2 separate regions of the Homo sapiens genome follow, and region 2 is linked to region 1. A link is a loop called in an ENCODE intact Hi-C map of the cell type or tissue named here. Cell type or tissue: heart right ventricle. All regions are shown on one strand.

Region 1 (5,000 bases):
GCAAAAGCTGAGAGAAGATTTTCAGAAGCAACTGGAGAATGACCAGAATAGGAGGAACCCCCTGCATCCCCACAGGGTGCCCTGGAGAAGCTCTATGTGAATTCTCAGATTAACAGAGGGAATGAGTCCCAGCCAGTATTATCCATGAGAGAATCACATACAATACCAGCTAAGTACAGTGACACTTTGCTCCTCTTTCTCTGATCTGCATGCTGGATTCTATACTAGAGGAATTAGAAAGCAGGAAAGAGATGAGAAATAGTCAGAAAAACACTGAAAGAACAGTCATGCTCTCCTTCCTCAGAGTCAGAAGTAAGAAGAGTTAAGGAGAGAAGATTCAAGCTATATATGAGATTGGACTAAGTTTTTTTTTGGCTGGGGAGGGCGTTGTTTTGTTTTGTTTTTTTAATACAGGGTCTCACTCTGTCACCCAGGCTGGAGGACAGTGGTGCACTCATAGCTCATTGTAACCTCAATCTCCTGAGCTCAAGTGATCCTCCCACCTCAGCCTCCTAAGTAGCTGGGACTATAGGCATGCACCATCACACCCAGCTAATTTTTTTTTTTAATACAGACAGGGTCTTGCTAGGTTGCTCAGGCTGGTCTCAAACTCCTGGCCTCAAGTGATCCTCCCACTCAGCCTCCCAAAGTAGTGGAGTTACAGGCGTGACCCACCATGCCCAGCCCAGACTAACATTTTTAATACCTGAAAACAGGGGCTAGGCACAGTGGCTCATGCCTGCAATCTCAGCACTTTGGGAGGCCCAGGCAGGAGCCCAGGAATTCAAGACCAGCCTGGGCAACATAGTGGGACCTCATGTGTACCAAATACACACACACACACACACACACACACACACACACACACACACACACACAATTAGCCAGGTATGGTGCATATTCCTGTAGTCCCAGTTGCTCCGGAGACTGAGATTGAGGATCACTTGAGCCCAGGAGGTTAAGGCTGCAGTGAGGCAACAGAGTGAAACCATGTATTAAAAATAAGAAACCATGTATTAAAAATAAGAAACAAACAAACAAGGACTCTTGTTACAGCTGAATGTGAGCCAAAAGCTATGAAATCTACCAGAGATTGAAGTTACAGAGCACAGAAGGGAGATTTAGCATAGTATGGTTGAAAGCAACCAAGGGAGAAAAAGTTGTTTCCCATTTGTACCTCTCAGAATTTAGCCTTGGGCTAAACTCATGTTATGAAGCAGTTACCCAAATCAGGCAAAACATTACTATTTAATAAAGCTTGATGGTGGGTGTAGTCACCAGCCTTCAAGATGGCCCCAAGGATCCCCACCTACTGTTATTCACAAGCTTCTGTAATTCTCTGCCACACAAGGGGACCAGGGCTGGTTTGGTTGATCAATAACATATGAGAGTAAGATTAGATTATTTTAAAAGACTGTGGCTTCCTCTCTGTCTCTCACTCTCTTCCCCTCTCCTCTTGCTCTAGGGGAAGCACGTCCTGTGAAGAGTCCCACATGTCAAGGAACTGAGCTTCTAGCCGACAGCAAGCAAGAAACCAAAACCTGCTAACACGGGTGAGTCTGGAAGCAGATTCTCCAGCTCCAGTTGAGCTTTGAGATGACTGCAGCTTCATCTCACACTTGACTTACCTTGCGAGATACCCTTAGCCAGAACCACCCAGCTAAACCACTCTCTGCTTCCTGACCCTCAGAAATAGTGTGAGATAAATTTTTGCTGTTTAAGCTGCTACATTTTGAGGCGATTTATCCCACAGCAGTAGATAACTATTATAGTGTACACATAAATACTTGATATACAAAAAAAACTCATAATAATTTAAATATATAGCACAAAGTTTTCCCCCACGTTTACCATCTTGAAGCTAAAGTAACAAGAGCTCTTAGGGGTGAGGACATTCAGAGAATTTAGAAACTATCCCTGACTTGGATGAAAGATTCTTATATTCCCCTGAGAGCACACTCATAAAATAAACCAGGATTTAGAAATAAGAAATGCCATGAAATTAGTTCCTCTGAACTCAAATTATTGGAATAATCTATAAAATCAAAGGTCGCTGGTATAGGAGTCAAAGAGTGCCACCTGGGAGTGCCGCTTAATATTGCCATAGATACGGCAGGTAGCTACCAAAACAGATTCAAAAAGCAACACTCCTGCAATGCTCCTGACTGACACTAGATGGCGGTAAAGTTTTATCATGCAGTTAAATTTCAATTAGTCTGGCCAGGGTTAAAATAATTTAATGAGCATAAGGCGAAAAAATTAAAAGAACCCTTACTTAATTACTTAGTAAATACTATTTTTGAATTATTATTTCTAAGCTGGAATTAAAATTGAGTTGCTTATACTGATCTGTGACCTGAAACCATTTTTGAAAGGAGGTGGGTTAAAGTGTATTCATTATTCATTTTATAAAAATGAATAGTTTAATAATTGTAATCACTGCAGTATTAGCATCCATTCAGCTATTCCTCATCTGAAATTTGAGATGGTTTCAGCAGAATTGAGGCCCAGTTTACTTTTGAAAGATTGGTATTTATAAATAAGACTAGGAAAGTACTCGAATAATTGCAGGGCATTTTTCATTTCTCTCCTTCAAATTATTCCCTATTATAAGAGGTTGTCTGGCTTAATAATTAATAGCACAGACCTAGAACCAGACTGTGTAAGCTTAAATCCTAGCCCTACTTTAGATTATACCTCATGATCTACCTTATGAATGAGTCACAAATGAATTCATACACATAAAGTACTAGAAACAATACTTTTTCTTTAGAGATTCTATTTAAATATTAACCATTATTATCACTTCACATAAGTTCCCTGAGTCTGAGATAGAGCATGCTATGGAAATATACAGTAAAAACTGAAGCATGAAATCTAGGTCAATTTCCCAATGTCACACAATCAGCAGAATCAAAGTCCACAGATAAAAACAGACGAACACTACCACTTGGAATTGCCCTTTGCTATTGACATAGAGGGTCTGCTTCCAAAAACGACGAGTAAACTAGGAGTAGAACACAAACCTTCCAAATCACAAGCCAGTGACCTGTCCACTGCACCATGACAAACCAGGCTGATTTATTGACTGAAGAAACTCCTAAAAGACAAGTATTTGACAATATTGGCTGCTAGTTAAATGGCAGGTGAAATTCTAAAGTATTAACAGACACTTCTGTCCATTTACTGCATTCTGTTTATCACTTCATGAGGTTCTGCCTTAATTGCCTCAGAGAAGGGAGGATACAACATAATCCAGAAAACAGAATCTTCCTAAAGCTTAGGCCCCAGAAATGAGATAAAAGGTGTAGAAGGAAACCTGCCCTGTTAGGACAGAGCTTCCTCTGCTCCCAAGACTCAGAAGATTTATCTGATAGAGCAGAATGGAGAGATTTGAAAGAAAAGTGAAGACACCAGTGGGCTTCTGAAAAGGGACCCTGGGTCTAACCTACTTTTATCTTAAGCTGAGCCCTATATTTGGGGTCACAGGGAGGAATAATAAAATGTCCAAACACGTTTGGGGATTCTAGAGCTGAGTATCCTGCTCCCCTTTGGGTGGAATCTGGGAGCTATAGGACTCTCTAGTTCCCCACATCTGGCTTGTGCAGAAGTGGAAGGAAAATCTGTATGACATGTCTAGGCAGATGGTCCGCTAAGAGCTTCACAAAGTTCCAAAGCCACAGAGTGGTGTGGTGGCAGAGAATGGTGCCAGAAATGCAAGATGAGCATAGACCAGAGTTTCTCACAGTGCAGCTGGCGAAGAAGCATTCGAATATCGCCAACATGCAGAACGCGGCACAAGCAAAGCTCTCAGAAGCCACAGACCAGAAGAGGCTGGACCATCAGAAACAAAGGAGGGTACGGCAGGGACCCCCCCTAGAAAATGGGAGTATCCTTTAGGATATCAGTTTAGCTGTTTTCAAAGAGACCAACATAACTGAGCCTTAAACAAGATAGAATGCTCATTTCTATCCACATACAAGTTCAAGGTAATACTGGTCAGGGGGCTAGAGCTGCTCTGCACCACCAGATCACCCAGGAGCCCAGGTTCCTTTCATCTTGTTACTTTGCCACCCCACAGAATGCTATCCTTGTGCCCTCACGGAAACAAAGCCAACTCATCATCACCACATCCTCATTCCAGCCTGGGAGAAAGAGAAAAAGGGATGTGCAAAGCTGAGGGTTCAGAGATGCCATTTAAGGGCCTGAGCCAGGAGGAGGTACGCCGTTCCCACTTGCTGCCGACCTGCCAGCCTTAGACACATGTCCACACCTCACTTCAGAGAGGCTGGGAAGTGGGCAGCCTGTGCCTAGGTAAAAATAAGGTAGTTCTTTGACCAAAGAAAGAGTACATGGATATCTGCAGATAAGTGGTGATCTCTGCTATGCTCAGTGTCACATGAAGGCCAAGGTGGATATATACAGGGTACATACAGGGTAAGACTGTATTTTTTCCAATGCCTTAATGCTACATACACCACTCGAATCTTAGATACAACTCTGGGCATTGGGGGCAGGGGGTGCCTGAAATTTAGCTGGCCAGTGTTTATCATATGATTTAAAACAAAAGCTCTGGCCAGATATGGTGGCTCATGCCTGTAACCCCAGCACTTTGGGAGGCTGAGGCGGGCAGATTGCTTGAGCTCAGGAGTTTGAGATCAGCCTGAACAATATGGTGAAACTCCATTTCTACTACAAATAGGAAAGAAATTAGCTGGGCATGATGGCATGTGCCCGTAGTCCCAGCTACTTGGGGGCGGGGGGGGGGCGGCGCCGAGGCAGGAGGATAGCATGAACCCAGGATGCCAAGGCTGCAGTGAGCTGTGACTGCACAACTGCACGACTGCACTCCCGCCTGGGTGACAAAGTGAGACTCTGTCTGAATAAAAAGCTCTGTCCAAATGAGACTATGTTAATAAATAAACAAGGCAATCAAATTGTCTCTCTTGAGCATCTGAACCAGAAATAGATTGAAGAATATGGTATGATAGAGCCGTAAG
Region 2 (5,000 bases), 1.9 Mb after region 1:
TATTACTTGTCTTCTTAGGATTTTGAAGGGTTTTTAGGAGGATAATTTAGATGGCTTAGATCTCTTTAAATGACCGCTGCGCTGGCCTTCTCTTTTACATTTCCCTACAGTAAGCACCGGTATGCTAGTCTATTGTGGAACCAACTGTGCTAGAAAATATGTGTTTGTAATGATGGCAATGATAGTAATTTAGTGGTGTTATATTCTCTGAATCTGGTAAAGACATGGAGGAGTAATATTCAAGTCATCATCTATATAATAGAGTAAAATTTCATTTAAAAAGGCATAAAATTATCCATGAGGTGAAACCCATTTTTGCCGTGAACCACATTTATTATTAAGGGTAAAATCTGCTTCTCTTCTTCAGGAGGCTGAAGTAGGCAGTTTAGCACTCACTTCCATGTGGCATATTAAGCAAGGATATTTTGCACTTTCTTCTCATTGTAAACATTCTTTATTTGCTCTTTTCCTGTGATGTCCTAATAATAAGATTTGACTTTAGGCACATGGGCAGGGTGAGGACCTAAAAGTCCTGAGCTAAGGCATAGGCTCCAGCTAACTCTATCAGAGAGCTCTACCTAAAGGCCTGGGACACAAACACAGCTGACAATGACGTATTATTTGCCTTCTTTTTGTCAGGATTTCTTTTGCATATGACTTCCCAAGAAATTTCCTAGGAACCTAGGTCCCTGGGTCTCCAGGACACCATCATTTCCATTCCATCAGTACTTTATAGGATTCCTACTAGAAACAAAAAAGAAAAAAAGTTTTCTGCTTAGCCCCAGTTAACCTGAAAATTCAATTAAACAGCATCCTCCAAACACTACAGTTCATTGACGATTAACTATGCACGTTCTTGGAAAGGCCAAACTAGATGAAACTGACATTTTGAGAACTGTATTTTGCACTGAAATAGAAATTGAAGTAGGAATATGTTTTTCCTTGCTTGTTTTGATAGCATTTTACTGATGGGAAGTTTGGGGAGGCCTGAGGGGGCAAATATTGAGCTTTTGATTTATTATCAGTGAACATTTGCTCCAAATTGTACCCCATTGCTTCATTTACAAGTGATGTTTATCTTTTTGCTTTGGAATTTTATTGGTGCTTTCTCTCTTGCTTCCCTAGAAGATCGTTGGATATATAAGGGCTACAGTCACTGAGGTTAGTGTTGTGTTCTGCATTGGAGGAATTTTCTTGACTTTATCCCAGAATTAGTGGATCCATTCTACTTGGTGACACACTCCTGCCAGAGCAACTGGCAGATGGTCTAGTGTGGAGGATTGCATTGGAATGGGGAAGATGCTGGTAGGAGAGTGAGTCCCATTTATTTAAAGCCATAATCCTCCATTTTTCTCCTGATATTAAGCATTCCTGCTTCATAACTTTGTTCCACCACTCTAATTAGGCAGGCAGCCTTCCTCTGCCATTTTATTTTTTTATTTTATTTTATTTTTGAGACAGGGTCTCATTCTGTCATCCAGGCTGGAGTACAGTGGTGCAATCTGGGCTCACTGCAGCCTCAGCCTCCTGTGCTGGAGTGTTCCTCCTGTCTCAGTCACCCAAGAAGCAGGGACTACAGGCGTGTGCCACCACGCCCAGCTAACTTTTGTCTTTTTTGTAAAGACAAGGTTTCTCTGTGTTGCCCAGGCTGCTCTTGAACTCCTGAGCTCAAGTGATTTGCCTGTCTCAGCCTCCCAAAGTGCTGGGATTATAGGTGCGAACCATCACATCTGGCCCTCCTCTGCCATTTTATATTTCCACTTGGTTGTACTTCATTTTCAAATTCAACATTTTTATTCCTGACACAGAAAACTTTGCCTAAACTACTCTTGGGTGAATGTCTGGGGGCGTTATTCCATAAGTCTACAGCTTGATTCAATCTCCTGCTGAAATTATAAACGGGAAACAGCAGAGTCAATGAAAGGTGACAAGTGGTGCTAACTGAGTGACAAAGGTAATCTCATTCCACTAGAGTTTTTCAAACCAGTGATAGACTAGACACAGAGCACATGCCCTGTAAGATGTGTGTGGTGCTGTTTTGTCTTTGGATTGTATTACTGTGCCTTGAATGACATTAGTTCTTTTATATCTTACGTTCCTCTCAGAACATTATTCTTAGAACATGCTACCTTATGTTCTAGGCCCGGAAGTGTAAGAAACCTATGAATAACATATTTCTGAGTGTCTAGAAATCCAGATATTGTTTTTTGTTTGTTTGTTTGTTTGTTTTAAAGTGTTCTTGATGGAAGGAAAAGGAAGCCTCCATTTGCTTCTAAGGAAATAATAATTTCTTTCCTCCAATGTCTCTTGGATAGCTAATGGCTCTAGAGACAGGCACGGACATGTCTATGGATATAGTCATATGAGCTCAGAATTTTACCTTTGATTTGCTGGGAATCTTTTCTTTAGAGCCCTTTCATGGACATTAATTATCAATTTTTATTTTTAAGCTGTGGATAGTTTACTCACCCTTGAGAGAAACTTTCTTATGTAAAAGTTGTTTTCCACGGTCCCAAGATGGAAAACGACAACTCTTTAATCAAAAGGCTCTGAGGTATTGGTGCCATCTTTGTCTCTGGTTCCCAAAGAATGTTCTTGGAATGCTGACACCATAAGGAAAGTGTGGGGCAGCAGGCCTTAAGGGAGATTGTTAAAGCAAGACCGACATCTTCTGTGCATAGCCAATGCCTGCTTTTTCTCCACCATCTTCTTCCAAGTGGTTATCATTCCTCCTCCATGGAGATCCTGCTTTTGCTGCCCTTTCCAGCCTTTAGCTGATACAGGGAGTATGGAAAACGTAGTGTTCCTTTAATGGTTTATAAAATCAGACCTTCTTAGGAGGTCACACCGAGGGGAATGTTGCTAAAAACAACTGGCTCTTTGGCAATGCTAATCTGCATTTTCCTAAAACACATATCCAAGAGGGAAAAAGTGCATGTGTTAAGATGAAGATGGAGAATGAAGTTATCGATCTTCTTAAAGTTCATAATGTTGGAAGGGTCATGAGAGAAACACACTCTCAAACTGAGTAATAATCTACAAAGAGTTAAAACAAAAGTTCCTCCAGCCATAGCTGCACCAAGAGAAGTGGGACAGAAGTTCTGATTGAGAACTTTGATTTGCCACAGATTGTTTGAGTCTTACATGAAATTTGGAAAGGTTCCCTGACATCAAAGGCTGTTTCTTTTGGCTAATCTATTGAGTATGTTGTACCTGTCCTCCCATGAGCCCCCCCACGACTGGGAACATATGTCAGATTCTTCTTGTGCCAGTAATTTAGAGGCTCGTGACAAGAAAATATCCTTTTTCTAAGAAAAAAAGAGAGGGTGGTCCTGGGGAATGTTAATGCAGCAGAGAATAGCAATGATTTACTCCTCCCTGAAAAAAATATGCCAAGTCTGATAGACCCATATCTGAATATTATCTGCATAATTTGAAAATAACACATAGAAGGAAATAGGCCCAATCTCAGTATCCTGTTCACATTTACATCTGGAACAGCTGCCAGGGCCTCTCAGAGTTGATTTTGTTCAGTTCTGCAGGGCCGATCTGAAACCCAGGCAGAAAATGAAAGTGAGCAAATTTACCTCTGGCATTCAAAGAAATGCTTTTGGTCAAAGTGAGTATTTCTGACCATGACTCATTTTCAAAAGAAGCATTGAATTCGCTTTGTCATCTTTGCCTGGATCGGGCTCAATCAGCCCTTTTATGATTTTTAAAATATCCTATATAGGCGGGATGGCATTTATTAGGCTTCAGTTATTCAATATTGCATTTCAATGTATAAAAGTCACTGTTCAATTGAATATTGAGTTTTCTGAGGAAGTAAACCTACAGAAAAGAAATTTGCAAGAATCTAAAATAAATGAGTTTGAGAAAGATCAAACTGCCCTATGGCTGTTTCAAAGATCAAAAGATCTCTCTTTTATAGAAATCAGGAGCAGTTTGAATAGCCTCTTTCCTCTATCGCAAAGCCCCATTTTTTCACTATCATTGATAGCTTGGGACTGCACCATAATGGTATGAAAGGCCCTGGGGAGGAGGGAAGACGATTTTATTCCCAAAAAGGACGCAGGACTTTTTCGTCTGAAATAGCTGGCTTTTAATTTAATTTGATCTGGAGCCCAGTAGAGTGAGCAAATGAAAACCTGTCCTTAGCTCCTTCAGGAGGAGCAGTGGCCTTGAGGGGCATGAGAGGGTCTCCTGATAATTGTTTTTAAAGGCTGCCGTGTATCTTTGTTTCTGCTTCTAGGAGAGGCTGGATTATATGGTAGATCGCTATCTTTGAGTTTATGTGTTATGCATAACCTTAGGAAGTTACTTAATCTTTGTAGATCTCAGCTACTTCATGTGTAAAATGGGGATAATAATATGTACCTTATTCTTGGAGTAAGCTCCTTCCAACTCAGGGCCTTTGCTGGTGCTGTTCCTTCCACTGGACTAATTCATGCTTGGCCCCAGAACCCAGCTGGAACAGCTTTTTTCTGGGAGGGCTTCCATGGACCCTCAGACCAAGTCATGCTAACTCCTCCTCCTCCTCCATTAGACCATGTGCTATGATTTTCCTTGTAGTACTTGCCTCAGTTATAATTGAAAACGTTTTGTGTAAGTACTGATGTCATGTCTGGCTCCCTCTATAAGGGATTAGGAAACCTAACTTATTCATCTGTCTCATAAACTAGAACAAAAACAAAATATTTATTGTATGAATGAAATCAACAAAGTCTACTAGCAAACGATAAGTGATTAAGAAATGGCAATTTCCCTTGTTCCCCTACACTGTGAGATCCTGGAAGCCAGGACAAGCCTTACCTCTTTACCAGAAGCACCTAGGGTGGGGTCTTGACAAAGTAGCTGATTCAGGAACATCTGTGGATGTGCACGTGGACATTGTCAATCATCTCTGTCTACCTATTTGCCTTCTTCCTCAGCCTGTTCTCTGTCTTCTATCTAAAAGTGCACTATCAATTTTCAGAGAGATGCTAGAACCCTTGTTCATT

What was found. Hi-C counts contacts between places; a loop is a spot of excess contacts. Peaks named below come from ENCODE experiments on the same cell type or tissue, not always from the same donor. Only the 100,000 strongest peaks of a DNase experiment are listed, where the experiment ranks them.
Region 2: a loop joins it to region 1, with 18 times the contacts of the local background. A loop is called at or near these places in 1 of 110 quality-filtered maps.

What each region holds. Positions count from the first base shown.
Region 1 is chr10:63,717,347-63,722,346 of GRCh38, reverse strand. No RefSeq gene overlaps it. Among named protein-coding and RNA genes, the nearest start is that of REEP3, 200 kb to the right of the region's middle. In heart right ventricle, a CTCF peak has its summit at 2,166 (motif pointing right); a DNase peak (open chromatin) is centred at 2,156; H3K27ac peaks cover 1,903 bases.
Region 2 is chr10:61,785,486-61,790,485 of GRCh38, reverse strand. The region is part of intron 3 of LINC02625 (long intergenic non-protein coding RNA 2625); the gene reads left to right. Among named protein-coding and RNA genes, the nearest start is that of LINC02625, 80 kb to the left of the region's middle. In heart right ventricle, no CTCF peak of the experiment used is centred here; no DNase peak of the experiment used is centred here.